Linked DNA regions of Mus musculus: region 2 is linked to region 1. A link is a loop called in an ENCODE intact Hi-C map of the cell type or tissue named here. Cell type or tissue: left cerebral cortex. All regions are shown on one strand.

Region 1 (8,000 bases):
CTAAACACTCACTCAGGGCTTCCTTGGCTCCCCACAAAACTGCGCCCTCTTTAAAAAAATATTTTTAAATTAGATTTTAAAGTAATTAATTAGTTTTCCACAGTTAAGGACAGGCCCCACGCCCAACAGTAGATGGCCATGTTTAATTGTATATATTTCTGCAGGGATTTTTGTCTTATAATGCTTTGTCTGGCCATTGTTTTGTTTTGTTTTGTTTCCCTGCTGTATCATGGTTTCTAGTTTTGTGTCTTCATGGGATTTCTGTGTGTGTAAATGAGTGTGTGTCTCTGTGTCTATACATGATATGTATCTCTGGTGTTTTATTTCTTTGATCCTTTTATTTTTTATTTTAATTTTTTAAAATATTGTTTAAGATGCATGGCTTTAGTTGGTTGGTTATTGTTGTGGTGGTGGTGGTGTGTGTGTATATTTTCAAGACAGGGTTTCTCTGTGTAGCCCAGGATGTCCTAGAACTCACTCTGTAGACCAGGCTGGCCTGGAAATCAGAAATCCACCTGCCTCTGCCTCCCAAGTGCTGGGATTTCAAGCATGTGCCATCATTGTCAGGCCTCTGTTTGTTTTTTAAAGAGAGTAAGCAAGAAAAGTGTTGTGTTTTATAAAAAAAAGAAGAGAGGCAGTATATGTTTTGTAGAGGTGAGGTATAGTGAGGTGGAAGGGGGGTGCCTTTGCGGGTCCATGTTGAGGCATCCCTTCCCCCTGAGGGATCAGCCATATAGTATGGAATTGAGTTTATTTAGGGGAGGGGAGGGGAGTTGAGGAGGGAGTAGAGACAGAGAAAGGCAGAGAGAGAGAGAGAGAGAGAGAGAGAGAGAGAGAGAGAGAGAGAGAGAGAGAAGAGGCGGGCATAGACAAGTGGAGAGAGAGGGAGGAGGGGAATGGGGGTATGGGGAAAGAAGGGACAGAGAGGAGGGAAGAGAGAGAGAGAGAGAGAGAGCAGAAACGTGGAGGAGGGGGATGAGGAAAGAGGGAGAAGGGGCAGAGAATAAGAGGATAAATGGATAAGAGAGTGAGGAGGGGGCAAGCAGCCCCTTTTGTAGTGAGTCAGGCATACCTGGCTGTTGCCAGGTAACTGTGGGGTGGATCCTAGAAGGAATGCTAACAAAAGGGTATAGATTTGGGTGGGTGGAGAGGTGGGGAGGATCTGGGAGGAGTTGGGGGAGGGGAAACCATAATCAGAATATATAATATGAAAAAAAAAACCAAAACTATCTTCAATAAGCAAAATAACTGGTTTTCATGAAGAGTTTTATGCATCTTTAATTTTGGTCTAACCAACCACTAACCACCCCTCTTCCTTCCTATTGTAGTTTTTTGAGACAGGGTTTTATGGCATCCAGGCTGGGCTCAAATCCCCGTATGTTGCTAAAACTGGTCTTGCAAACTTTTTTTTCCAAGATTTTAATTTTTTTTAAAAGGTGTATTTATTTGATGTATTTGAATACACTGTCGCTGTCTACAAACACACCAGAAGAGGGGATTGGATCCCATTACAGGTGGTTGTGAGCCACCACGTGGTTGCTGGGAATTGAACTCAGGACCTCTGGAAGAGCAGGCGGTGCTCAGTGGTTACTGAGCCATCTCTCCAGCCCCAGATTTTAATTTTAATTTACATGTCTCTGTGTGTGGCTGTGTATGTATGCTACATGTTCCTGGATGCCTACCGCGACAAGAAGAGGCTATTGGATGTCCAGGGGTTGCAGTCAGCAGTGGCTGTGAGCTGCACAAAGTGGGTGCTGGGAAGAAAGTCTGATCCGCTGGAAGAGCATCAAGCACCCTTGACCACCGAGGAGGAGGGGTATTTTCAGTTCCCAGAACTTTTCACCCCCCTGCTTTCATCTCCAAAACACTAGGATTCAGGCCAACACCACCAAGATCTGCTCTTTTATCGTTTGAGGCAGAATCTCAATCTGTAACCCAAACTGTCCTGGAAGTCACTATGCACCTACACTCCTGGTAATCCCCCTGCTTCACGCTACTGCCTTCTGCTTCAGGTGGTGATCCTCCTATTTGCCAAGTGCTAGCATTACTGCTTTGCAACAGCACACCTGGCTTATTGTTTACATTAAACGACTTCTCACCGCTTCTAACTGACCCTAGTGAAGAATGCGTTTTTTTGGGGGGGACTGTAGCTATGTAGGGGGGGTCTCCCCCTTTTCCAAGCCTCCCTTGGGATTCCTTCCTTCTTCCTGTCAAAGCCTTGCCACCAGGCACAGCAATGGAAGTGACTGCTTGCTCAGGCTTCCCTTCCCTCCAGCTCTGTAGATCCCTGTGCTTCGGACACAGCCAGGGCTATTAATAGACCCCCTTTTCTTTCCTCTTCTGCAGCCTTCCACTTCCTCTGAAGGCAGATAGCCACTCCACTGGATCCAAGAAATAATTACCCTCCTCCGCCCCCTCTCTGAGCAGGAAGAAAGAAAAGGTCTTGATTCTCCTCCAGATGGGAATGGAATGGTTCTGTCGTCTCTAAGCTCTCCTGCCCTGCTGCTCAGGGCGTAGCCTTTTCTCTGTTCCTCCTGTGGCTCAGGGCTTTGTTTGTATATTTAAACAGCATTCCTTCCGACTTGGGTCGTTTTCTACCTTTTGGTGTATCCTGCAAAAATTTTTTTTTTTTTACTTTTATTCTATATGTATGAATTATCTATGAATGTTTTGCTTGAACATTTTTATGCGCATCATAAATGCCTGGTGCCTGAGGAGGTCAGAAACGAGTGTCAGATCCTCTGGAACTGGACCTACAGATGTTTTTGAGCCACCATGTGGATGCTGGGAACCAAACCCAGGTCCTCAGCTATTGCTCTGTTACTATGTACTGCATTGCTAAATTCTGTATCCTAAGGTTTAGTTGCCTCAAGAGGAATGAATGCTCATGTATACCAGCTTTTGTTGTGCAAACCTTACTCCTTAATTTAAAACTATTGGTTGAATAAAGGTGCCTACAACCTGTAGCTGGGCAGAAAAGAGGTAGGTGGGGGCTTTGGGTCCTCAGATTTGGGGTCTACAGCATAGACAAATAGGGAAGAAGAAAGGAGGCGCATGGGGTAGGTGGATGGTGAGCACATGGCCACGAGGGCCAGCCAGTTAGAGTAGGAGCAGCCCAGACAAAATGTGGCAACTGGTATCTCAGGATTATTGATGGGAGAGTAGACAAAATAACATAGAGGGTTGATATCTGCCCAGCTTTAGTGCTTTAAGGCTTATTATAAATAGAAAGGTTTTGTGTCTTTTATTTTGGGAACTAAATGATCTAAGGTGGGCTAGAAGCCCCCAATACTATTTACCACAAAATCTGCAGAAGCAATAATGAGTACTCCTAACCACTGAGCCACCTCTCCACTGTGTAGTGCAAGAATGGAGGGAGAGGGTGGAGCCAGCCTTCTCTGGCCTAAGCACTCAGGATGTTTAACAGGGGTGCCTGATCAGCAAGTTACTGGCTGAGGCAGACCGGAGGGTGTTTTTTGTGGAACCCGATGGATTGTGAGTGGACTGGCAAGTCAAGGTCTAGCAGGATGAGGTGGACATACTTTAGATGGCCTATGCAGGGTCTGGTGGCATCATCATAGTTACTGTCGTGTCTGAAAATTGGCATCCTGAATTGTGCAATGCAAAGTCTGGGCAGCTCTGCATCACAATGTTAACTCTTGCTAAGCATGGTGGCTCACCGGCAATCCAAGCATTTGGGAGGCAGAGGCAGGAGGATTGTTTTAAACTCAGTCTGGGCTATAAAACAAACTATAATTCTAAATCTAAACTTATTTGCTTTTTTTTTTTTTTTAAAAGATGTACTTATTATATGAGTACACTGCAGCTGTTTTTAGACACACCAGAAGTATGGCATCTGATCTCATTACAAATGGTTGTGAACCAACAAGTGGTTGCCGAGATTTGAACTCAGGACCTTGGGAAGAGCAGTCAGTGCTCTTAACCACTGAGCCATCTCTCCAGCCCCCTGCTTACTTGTTTTTTTAACCTTAGAGGTTTTAGGGTCTCTCTTTCCTCTTAGGATTTATTTAAGCAAATGACGTTGGCATTATAGAGCTCTAGTCTTAAGTTTGGCCGCTTGAGCTGGCCCTGGGGGTTGGGAGAAGGGAAAGTGCTTAGGTCATCCAGAGACTTTCAAATTCTCCCGGAAGGAATTCGGTGGCTGTTTCTCACTTCCCCCTTGGCTGGTGGGGGACCCTGGAACTTCTGTCACTGGGTCTGGTACTGTGTGTCTGACTCTGTCCTCCAAGGGAAACCCTGTTTTACCTACCCCTAAAGCACTGGAGAGGCACGCTCAATGGGCAAACTGCCCCTGGGAAAAGCTGTCTTGAAAGCTGATGAATAAAGAGGGCCCTCATTAGCAGCTGCTGGGCGATGGTTACTTAAGGGCTCCGTGGGGGTGGCGGTGTGGGCCTTTCTTAGCTCAAAGACACACCTTACCAGCTGGTTTTTAAACTCACAGCAGGACCTGCTTTCTCTGCATCTATCCACAGGCAGCTGACACTTAAGTGTGTGATCTTGTAAGGGGAAATAGAAGGTGTTTATTTGTTCAAACAGGTCTTGGAATCAGATGAAGGCAACTGATTTCCGAGAACCAGGAGGCTGGATTTAAGAAATATTTATAAAATTTTTACAAGCCAAATAGCACGCATGCTAGAATCAGCCAATTGGCTGCTAGAACGCTGTTACTCATACACACCTGTAAGTCTTCACTAATCAAGTCTAGGTTTGGGCTCCTTAGTTACAAAACACAGCAGTTCTGACTTAAAACACCTGTAGCAGATGTGATCTCAACTCAGGACCCTGACCTAATGAAGAATTTGGAATTGTTGATTTCTTCCCTGGTTTTACACAGTGAATGGTTCTGACTTCCTCTAGCCTTTTCTAGATATGCCAAATTCTAATAATAAATAAATAAATAAACAATAAATAAATAAATATTGTATTTTGAACACTTTAACATTTGTAAAAATAAGTGAACAAAATCCTTTTGGACACAGAAATTCCATGTTCAGCTCAAGATGGAGTCAAGCGACTCTGTAACAAATACTATGTTTCTTTTCAGAAGTTTATGTGTATCAGTGTTTTGCTTTTTTTGTGTGTATGTATGTGTCTGTGTGGTGTGTGTGTGCACATGCCAGTGTGCTTGTGTTCATGCCTGGTGCCAAAAGAGGGAGTCATATCACAAGAACTGGAGTGACAGGTTTATGAGTTATCACATGGTGCTAGGAACTGCTGAGCCACTCTTCCACCTGTCTTTTTTTGTTTGTTTGTTTGTTTGTTTTTTTGAGACAGGGTCATACTATGTAGCCTTGGTTGTTCTGACTTGATACATAGACTAAGCTAGCTTCAAAACTCAAGATATCCACCTGCCTCTGTCTAATGAGTGGTGAATATATATATATATATATTGTGTGTGTGTGTGTATGAATGTATACCTGTTGTATAACAGTTTCCTCTGAGATTAAAACATTCCACTATATAAGAAAGGTCTTAAACAGGAAGGCAAAAAACTCAGAAAAGCCTCTAGAAGTTCCGGAAACTGAGCAGATTCACTAGGCCCCTCCTTGCCAGAGTAAGCAATAAAAGCTGAGAATCTCTCTCAGATAAGATGCAAAGAAGACTCTGAGACCAGACCAGCTACTTGGGAGGAACAGCTGAGCTTCCTGGAAGAGACCGGAGTCTCTTGGAAAGGACATTCTCTAACCTTTAGAGCTGCCTGCAGGCTCTGCAGCATGATCTGGGTTTCTCAGCTTTTGTGAGCTGTCACCCATGCTACAGTGGGCCTTGGTGATGCAACTGTCTTTGAGCCATTTCTGTTCTCATAATAACCCCATATTCCTGAAGTAACCCCAATAAAATCCATTGGTTCACCAAGTTGGACTTTGGCGGTATTTGGACTTTGGTCTGCCATGAGTTCCATATCTAGGGTTGCATCTCCTTAAAAAAAAATTGTCACACAACACTGCTACATATATGGGGGTACTTGCAGATGCCAGAAGACATCTGATCCCCTGGAGCTAAAGTTACAGGCAGTTGAGAGTTGCTATACACGGGTGCTGGGAATTGAAGACCCTGGTCCTCTGTCACAGCACCAAGCACCCTTAACCACCAAGCCATTGCTGCAGTCCCACAAATGAATTTTTTTTTTTCAAGACAGGGTTTCTCTGTGTAGCCTTGGCTATCCTGAAACTCACTCTGTAGACCAGGGTGGCCTGGAACTCAAGAGATCTGCCTACCTGTCTCCTGAGCTCTGGGATTAAAGGCAGGAATCACCACTGTCCAGCTTCAAACACATTCTTTTGAAAGAGATAAACAGTAACAACATCAAGTGGGCTTCCAAATGCCAAGGCAGAGCATAGAGACTCCAGTGGTCTGCAAAGGCCTGGTGTAAACTAAGTTTTGTGCTTACAGTGGCCTCCTATGCCTGACTCTTCTCTTAGATAGGAAGGAGTCCTTGGGAGGCAATGTCGCCAGTGGGTATGGGTGTTTTTCTCAACATTCTAATAAACAGTTCAATAAACCTATTCGTGTACATTCTATTTCTTCATCAACACGATCAGGGGAGATGGGACATTGGGTTTTACATTTTGTCTTTAGCAGATGCAGGCTGGACTGAAAGTATAGCTCAGAGGTAGGTTTACCTAGAATGTGTGACACCCTAAATTAAGTTCCTGGGAATGAAGAAAAACAATATCAAAAATAATGTAAGTACCTGTACACATTCCATGCCCTTAATCAAGGCCTCAGTGTCTACTCCAGTACCATCACTAGTTAAGTCAAACCTGTTGAGGTTTGGTCTGTTGCTATGTATTATAATGCTAAATTCTGTACCCAAAGGTCTAGGATAGGAGTGAATTCTCTCCTTTACAGGATTTTGTTGTGCAAACCTTGTTCCTTGATTTAAAACCATTGGTTATTCGAGGCCAGCCTGCCTGGTCTACAAAGTGAGTTCCAGGACAGCCAGGGCTACACAGAGAAACCCTGTCCCAAAACAACAACAACAAACAAACAAACAAACAAACAAAAACTCATTGGTTAAATAAAATTGGCTGCAGGCAATTGCTGGAGGGATTGGAGGTAGGTAGGTTTTGAGTGACTTGGTTGGGGTTGGGGAAGACAGAGGAGCGAGGAGAGACCAGGATCCGGAAGGACAACAAAGAGAGGAGGAAGCTGTCATGAGGGGAGATGGACCATGAGCACTGGGGCCAGGAGAAACAAGTTATCTGATGTACACTGCTGGCGAGGTAGTCAGACCAGCTACTATGTTCATAGCAGCCTTATTTATAATAGCCAGAAGCTGGAAAGAACCCAGATGCCCCTCAACAGAGGAATGGATACAGAAAATGTGGTACATCTACACAATGGAGTACTACTCAGCTATTAAAAAGAATGAATTTATGAAATTCCTAGCCAAATGGATGGACCTGGAGGGCATCATCCTGAGTGAGGTAACATATTCACAAAGGAACTCACACAATATGTACTCACTGATAAGTGGATATTAGCCCAAAACCTAGGATACCCAAGATATAAGATACAATTTGCTAAACACATGAAACTCAAGAAGAATGAAGACTGAAGTGTGGACACTATGCCCCTCCTTAGATTTGGGAGCAAAACACCCATGGAAGGAGTTACAGAGACAAAGTTTGGAGCTGAGACGAAAGGATGAACCATCTAGAGACTGCCATATCCAGGGATCCACCCCATAATCAGTTTCCAAACGCTGACACCATTGCATACACTAGCAAGATTTTATCGAAAGGACCCAGATGTAGCTGTCTCTTGTGAGACTATGCCGGGGCCTAGCAAACACAGAAGTGGATGCTCATAGTCAGCTGTTGGATGGATCACAGGGCTCCCAATGTAGGAGCTAGAGAAAGTACCCAAGGAGCTAAAGAGATCTGCAACCCTATAGGTGGAACAACATTATGAACTAACCAGTACCCCGGAGCTCTTGACTCTAGCTGCATATGTATCAAAAGATGGCCTAGTCG
Region 2 (8,000 bases), 60 kb before region 1:
CTGAAGACAGCTACAGTATACTTACATATAATAAGTAAATAAATAAATAAATCTTTAAAAAAAGAAACCTTTTGCAAAGTATATTAATGGAGTTAATTATTTTAGTAACGAAGCTTAAACTTAAAAAATCAAAACGAATCTTACACGTATGTTATTACTTTGACTATTACATCTTAACATCAACATCAAGTAGCAATAATTATAATTAAATAGTCTTATATGTTTGGTGGAAATTCAAATAAATAATTGGAGTGAGGTGTGAGGGAGCATGCTGCCTGCCATCATTTCTATCCCCACTGTAACACATGACCTCTGAATGAACCCAAATTGGGGACAAACTGAAAACTGTTGTCACCAGTTGCTTTATGCACAATATCAAAACCAAGGCTCAGTGATGACCTGCTATCAGCCAGAAGCTGTGGTGCCATCTCCCCAGGTTCCTTGAAATCATAGAAGAAACTCTTCTAGGCTTCCACACATAGCCACCATAAGAGGGACCCAAAGGACAGCTACACACAGCAATGTGACTGGCTGCTGAAGTACACAGAACCACAGCTCTAAGTGCATATATAGCCTGTCCATCTGAGTTCCTCAGACAGAGCTGGGTGTGGCCTGTGGGGGATCCCAAGCCAGTGACAGGTACCCAACATGGCTGACATTGATGGAGGAAAAACTATTACAAGTGACAAGTGATAGGAAGGAAGGGGATAACAGAGCCAGGACTGGTGGCACAGGCTTCCCATCCCAACTACAAAGGAAACAGAGGCAGACAGGGCTCGAGTTCAGTGCTGGCCTGGGCAACTCAATGAGAGCCTGTCTCGGACTAAAAGCATAGGGCTGGAGAGATGGCTCAGCCGTTAAGAGGACCCCAGGTGGACAGTTCACACCTGCCTGTGACTTCAGCTCCAGGAGGATTCAATGCTCTGGCCTCTGTGTGCATACACAGACAGACAGACAGACAGACAAAAACACACAGACACCAGAACAACAAAAAACACTTAAAACTCAGCAAGAGTATCATCTGGAAGAACATAGCCACCGTCACCCTTTTTTCTTTTTTCCTTGCAGTACCAGGAGTGAAAACCAGGGCCTCAAGCATGCTAGTCAAATGTTCTGCCATAAAATTCCACCCAGCCTATAACAACGCTGCCCCTTTCTTTCTTATAGACAGGAATTCACTAGGTAGACCTGGTTGACCTGGAACTCACTAGGTAGACCAGGCTGCTGGAACTCAGTAATCCACCTTCAAACCGTGCTGATGAGAGGAGACCCCAAGAACAAGACAGATAATGATCCAGAGGAGGCTCTGCATACACCCTCCTCCCCTCAGGCCAGACAGTGCTAGTAGATCATAGCGTCCTTGCTCAATGAACTTAGGAGCATCTAGGAATCCTTAACTCGGGGCAGCTTCGCTCCTAGGAGGTCCTTCTACGTTCTGATTTTTGCAACTCTGACTGGCAAGTCTTCCCCATAGCAGCCAGGCTTCCTTGAAAGTCAGTTCTCCTGATCGACTTTTAAGAAAGCCTGTCTTGTGAGGTGCTTCCATAGCTGGCTTGGAGCCTCCTTTATAAAAGCATTAGTTTTGAGGGCAGAATCCTCATAACCGAATCACGCCTTAAGACAACTCCTAAGTACCATCACACCCAGGTGGTTCAAATGTGTGTGTGTGTGTGTGTGTGTGTGTGTGTGTGTGTTAGGACAAGCACACGGTGGTCCAGGTGAGCTACTACCACTGTGTCCTGTGGAGGAGACCGTTCTTTCAGACTCCAGCAGGGGACCACCAGAGATTCGAGGCCAGCCTGTTCTACAACAGAGAGTTCCAGGTCAGCCAAGAGGACACAGTAGGGAGGCCCTGTCTCAAAAATCATAAAGGGGGAGGTGGCATATACCTTCAGTTCCAGTACTCAGGAGGCAGAAGCAGGCAGATCTTGGTAAATCTGAGGCCACTTGGGTCTACATAATGAGTTCTAGGTCAACCAGAGTGGTATAGTGAGACCCTGCCTCAAAAAAAAAAAAAAAAAAAAAAAGCCAGACAGTGGTGATGTGCACACCTTTAATCACAGCACTTGGGGAGCAGAGCCTGGCTGATTTCTGAGTTCGAGGCCAGCCTGGTCTACAGAGTGAGTTCCAGGACAACCAGGAGCTACACAGTAAAACCCTGTCTCTGTCTCTGTCTCTGTCTCTCTCTCTCTCTCTCTCTCTCTCTCTCTCTCTCTCTCTCTCACACACACACACACACACACAGGGAGAGAGAGAGGAAGGGAGGGAGGGAAGGAGGGAGGAGAGGGATTTATTGTTTTGGGTTTTTTTTTTAAAGATTTGTTTGTTTTATATATGTGAATACACTGACACACCAGAAGAGGGCATCAGATCCCATTACAGATGGTTGTGAGCCACCATGTGGTTGCTGGGAATTGAACTCAGGACCTAACCACTGAGCCACCTCTCCAGCCCAGATTTATTGCTTTTAGGTTACACAGCTTAAGTTTTGTTACAGCATCTCGGAAGGCCCAAGGCACACTCTGCCATAGTCTACAATGTCCTTCCAGTTGATTTGACTAAATTAGCAGATCCCATATAGAACTCTCAACTCTCATGTCACAAAGCACTTCTGCAATCTGGATAAGCAAATTCGAAACCTTTCAGAATGCTATATAGGACATCGCACTCATAACCCTGGGGACTCAATGGAGACCTACTCCGGTCAAGTGTGCTCGCTGGAACTAAATGTGAAATGTCTACCCCAGATCCATGCATTAAAGAGAAGGTCTCTAGATTGGAGAAGCGCTAGAAGCTTTAGTATAGTGGTTCTCAACCTCCCTAATGCCCCTCGACCCTTTAACACAGTTCTTCCTGTTGTGGTGAACCCCCCCCCCCAAACATAAAATTATTTTGTTGCTACTTCGTAACTGTAACCTTGTTTCTGTTTTGAATTGTGATGTTAATATCTTATATGCAGGATATCTGATATTCGACCCCTGTAAAAGGAGTGGCGACCCACAGGTTGAGAACCATTGCTTTAGGTTGGCCCTGGCTGTAGGAACTCAATGGTGGGGACGAGTCTTTGTGACTGTACCTTGTCCTGTGTCCATCCCATCTCTCCCTGCTGATGGTTAAGCTCCAGGCTGACTTTGCCCTGAATCTGAGGATCACAGCAATAAGGCCTGTATCTAAGACCACACGATACAGCCTGGGCCCTGAGCAGCTACTTGTCAATCGAGGGTATGCAGTTCACACACCACTAGACTCCACTTCTCCACCCAGGCAGGAGATGCCCGCTAACGCAGATGGAATTATGAACCAAGTACATGAAGAAAAATCCAACCCCATTGTGGGCTTGCCACAGACAGGCCACATCAGGACTAAACCGTAACTAAGAATAAATACACGCCCAAACATCTGTCGAAATAATACCTAATACCTTGTAAATCTTGTATAATTCATCCTTAAAAGTGAGTCGGGAAATAGGTAATGCCCTTAGTACTCACTAAAATCAAGTAAATATTCTATCTTTAGAAGCCAGTGTGTTCTTTTTTTAATCTACTCCCAAGTACCATTCGATAGAACAATAATTTTTTTCCATCTCAATGAGGATGAGCTAAATGTGATCTACAGCAAAATGATCGCCAACGCCAGACACCAGGCATACCAAAAACTACTCCCACCAGCTATGGGGTTATCATGAGTCATAAGAGCTCTACCTACACACGTGCCTCAGCCAAGAAAATACATCACCCAACCTTGGCAGGATGCAACAGGCTAAGCCATCCTTCCTCCTCCTTCATTTTTTATGAAAGAATGGAGATTGAGACTAGAGTCCGAACTATGTCTACAGCCCAGATAGGACTTCATCTCTTCACTCTGTAAAAAAGATATCACCAACAGGCGGGCAGTACAGGTGGGCAGTGGTGGCACACACCTTTTATCTGGCACTAGGGAGGCAGAGACAGGCAGATCTCTGAGTTCAATGCCATTTTGGTTTTAAAGTAAGTTCCAGGACAATCAAACTAAACAGAGACACCTAGTTAAAACAAAACAAAATAAAACAAAACAAAACAACCAACAAAAGAACAAACAAAAAAGAGATTACAATCAGATTTCTTGAGAAAGCACACATAAACATTCTGGCAACCTGGAACATAGTGACCTTGTCTTTATCTATGATGTGAAATAATAGATCAAACTTTGTGTGAGCCAGTGACTCGGTTACTAAGAGACAAGTCAGCAAGTACCTGGGAGAGCAGGCTGTAGGTGGACACCGGTCTGTGGCCTCCTGAGTACCTGGGCCTGGAGCTGTAGCCTGGGTGCCAGTCCCACTCACAGGGAGAAGAGAGTAAGGCAGGACTCCGCGCCCTGGAGAAGACAGATTGGTTAGATCTAAGTGTTCACCCTCACTCAGCCCGATGAGCTCCTAGAGAATACACTGACGTCTGAATATCATAGCTCATCCAGGATGGCAATAGACACAGACTTATACAGCAGGCACTGTCATCTATCGCACAACACCCAACATCTATTTCTTTTTTAAGATTAATTTACTTTAGGTATGTGAATACACTGTCACTCTCTTCAGACACACCAGAAGAGGGCATCAGATCCCATTACAGATGGTTGTGAGCCACCATTTGGTTGTTGGGAATTGAACTCAGGACCTCTGGAAGAGCAATCAGTGCTCTTAACCGCTGAGCCATCTCTCCAGCTCCCCCCCCCCCCCCCACACACACACACAAACACCTATTATCCCCCACAAAGAAACCCAGCATCAATTCTCTCCTGCCCTCCGGGCCCAGGCAATTACCAGTCTCACTTATATTTCTAGAGAGTTACCTGATATTTTTTAATCTTTTTTAAAAAATGTATTCATTTTTGTTTCCTGTATATGAGTTTCTGCTTGTCTGGGCACCATGTGTATGCAGTACCTACAGGGGCCACAAGAGGGTGGCGGAGTCCCTTGAACTAGCATTACAGCAGGTTGCAAGAATCCCAATGTTGGTGCTAGGAACTGAGCTCTGGTGCTCGGCAAAAGCAGTGTACACTCTTCACCACTGAGCTGCCTCTCCAGCCCTCGATGCCCCATTACTTCTAGCAGCCAAATAGCATCCCACCATAAGGACAAACCACAATTTATGAGAGAGATGCTGGGCTAGGCCCAACCCACCTGAGCATAATCCCCAAATACAAGAATTTCAGAGATTTTTCCTTCATGGGAATGGAGGGAGGGGTGGAGGGGAAACTCAGCAGATAAGAAAACAAGTGAGAAGTAGAAAAACCTTTGTCCCCTTTAACACGGGGTCTCAAACTCACAACCCTCCTCTTCCCTCCCATCCAGGGCTGGGATTACAGATGTGTCTCCCGGGCCTGGTAAGAAAACTTTAATATGGTAAAATGTACCTAAAATGTTGCATTTTAAAGCATGAAAAGAGAAAACACTTGAAACTACAAAGGGGTTTGTTTGTATGACTTCAGTAAAACTGGCTGATTGCTTTGAATCTATGTTCCTGACCACCAGCATCTCAGGAGACAGGTCCTTTGTATCTCTCAATAAAAAAACATTTAACCCTACACATGCCTACCCACCGCCACAGGGCGACTGTACTGAATCCGCGGAGGCAGTCCTGGGGAACCCTGCACTGGGAGGGAGAATGTGCCCTCTGGCCGCTTCTGGGCCCATTCTTCTTTCTGTGGCACAAAAAGATACTGGCTATCTTCATTAAGCTCGCTTCTTCCTAGACCGCCAAACTAGAAGTGAAGGACGGTGTTGATTTTGTTTGTTCAGGCAAGAGGCCTTCCCTGTGTCGTTGTCCCGTCCCTGTCCCCTCCCCACCCCCACCCCCCCACCCCCGCTCCATCACCCCCACCCCCACCCCCCCAGCTCCAAGGATCAGCAGGAAATGTAGGCTGAGGCTAAGCCGAGGTCATCTGGACTTCCTACAAAGCAAGCCGCAGATGGAGCCCAGCCCATTCGTAGTTTCTATTATTACTTCCAAAGATAAATAAACTGGCAAGCAAATCAAGGTATACTTGGTTGCCTTTGGCCTGAATGTGAAGTTTTTTGTTTTTTTGGTTTTTTCTTCCTGCAGGTATCAGTTCTAAACAGTTTCTTCTAGAGAAACATCTTGCTTTTTAACATACTTTTTTTGTGTGTGTATCTAAACATCCTGGATTTAACTTACTTTTTCTTTTTTTCTTTTTTCCTTTAATTTGGAGACAATCTCATGTAGTCCAGGCTGACCTCAAACTTTCTCTATAGTTCTTGCCTCTACACACCAGCACACCCAGTTCATGGAGAATATTCACTGGAAATTTTACCTGTGCAGCCAACAATCTACCTTCCTACCTCTGAGATCTTGAACAGTTTCTGGGAGAGAAGGAATGAGGATAGAAAACCAGCAGGATAATCCGAAAGTACAAGGTCTCAAGACACACAGCAAGTGCAATGGGAAGTGTAACTCTGGATGCTCCCCGTGTGACCCATGGACCAAGCCCATATCAGCACCTTGCCCCTCTGCACCACCTGTGAGTGTGATGCAAATACAGTACAACAGGTTGAAGAAGGAAGCCTGCCTGCCAAGAGTTCAAGCCCAGCTGGGGCTAAAACACAGTAAATCTGTGTCGCAAAGAACAGGGATGGTGGGGCTGACAGGTGGACGGACAACCTGAATCTACATTTTAGCAGAGTGATTAACATATATGCTAAAGTTTACAAAATAAGGCATCTGGGGGCCAGAGAGATGCTCAGTGGTTAAGAGCACTGGTTGCTCTCCCATAGGAACTGGTTCTATTCCCAGCACCCACAGGGCAGCTAACAACTAACTGTACTTCTGGCCACTGTAGGTACTGCATACACACAGTAAACCTGCAGGCAAAACACCAATACACATAAAAAATAAAATTAATTAATTAATTTAAAAGAGAAATAAGAGGCTGGAGAGATGGCTCAGTGGTTAAGAACACTGACAGCTCTTCCAGAGGTCCTGAATTCAATTCCCAGCAACCACATGGTGGCTCACAACCATCTGTAATGGGATCTGATGCCCTCTTCTGATGTGTCTGAAGACAGCTACAGTGTGCTTGTCATATATATTAAAAAAATAAATAAATAAAATCTTTTTAAAAAGAGAGAGAGAAAATAAGATGTTGAAGTCTGTGAAAGATGAAGAACTAAAGAATGAAGTTAACACATTAGGGGCTGGAGAGATGGCTCGGTGAATAAGAGCACGTGTTGCTCTGGTAAAGATCCTGGGTTCAATTCCCAGCACCCATATGATGGCTCACAACCACCAATAATTCCAGTCAGTAATAGGGAATTACCCTATTCTGTCCAACGCCCTCTTCGGTCTCCCAAAGGCACCAGGCACACATGTGGTGCAGATATATATGCAGACAAAATGCCAATACACATAAAAATTAACCAAAATCAATTAACACATAGACAAGAAATCAACCCTCTTAGGATACCCAGAAAGGGGGGGGGGGGTCACTAAGCTTAGTGTGAGATGAAAGTCTGGTCCCAACAAAGCTGTGTGGAAATAAGGGAAACTACATTGTGTTTTGGTGAATTCAAAGCAGTGAGCCCTCATTCATGGGAGGAGCAGGTCACTCCTTAGGACAATGTGGCCAGTGCCTCAGGCCTGCAGGAATGTTCTGCTCAGAAGCAAAGAGCAAAACCAGAGGGTAACTTTGTTTATGAAGGACCAGTTTGCAACAAATGGTTTTGCATCATTTAGGGAGACAAGGACCAGAGAGGAAATGGTTCTCCATATGAGACTTATTCATGCCAGTTGCTAGGAATCTCTAAACAAACTACTAATCTGCCAGTTTAGGGGTGAACACCATCACAAGCCGCCCTAGACCAGACAGTAAAGACATGCAGCTTGTGTCTGAGGACCAAGCCCTCTGTAATGATGACTTTAATGAGGCTATTTCACAATCTAACAAGTAAAGACTAAATTAGAATTCAGAAACGGAAAATACACAGACCACATGTCATAGCTCCCAAT

What was found. Peaks named below come from ENCODE experiments on the same cell type or tissue, not always from the same donor. Only the 100,000 strongest peaks of a DNase experiment are listed, where the experiment ranks them.
Region 2: it touches region 1 in a loop (2.4-fold over the local background); 7 of 42 quality-filtered maps call a loop at or near these places.

The regions. Positions count from the first base shown.
Region 1 is chr19:24,249,668-24,257,667 of GRCm38, forward strand. No RefSeq gene overlaps it. Among named protein-coding and RNA genes, the nearest start is that of Fxn, 27 kb to the right of the region's middle. In left cerebral cortex, no CTCF peak of the experiment used is centred here; DNase peaks (open chromatin) are centred at 2,410 and 4,344.
Region 2 is chr19:24,189,477-24,197,476 of GRCm38, forward strand. It overlaps Tjp2 (tight junction protein 2), which reads right to left. Exons shown (of 24, transcript NM_001376368.1): 2 at 4,233-4,353. Among named protein-coding and RNA genes, the nearest start is that of Tjp2, 32 kb to the right of the region's middle. In left cerebral cortex, CTCF peaks have their summits at 4,937 (motif pointing right) and 6,834; a DNase peak (open chromatin) is centred at 3,687.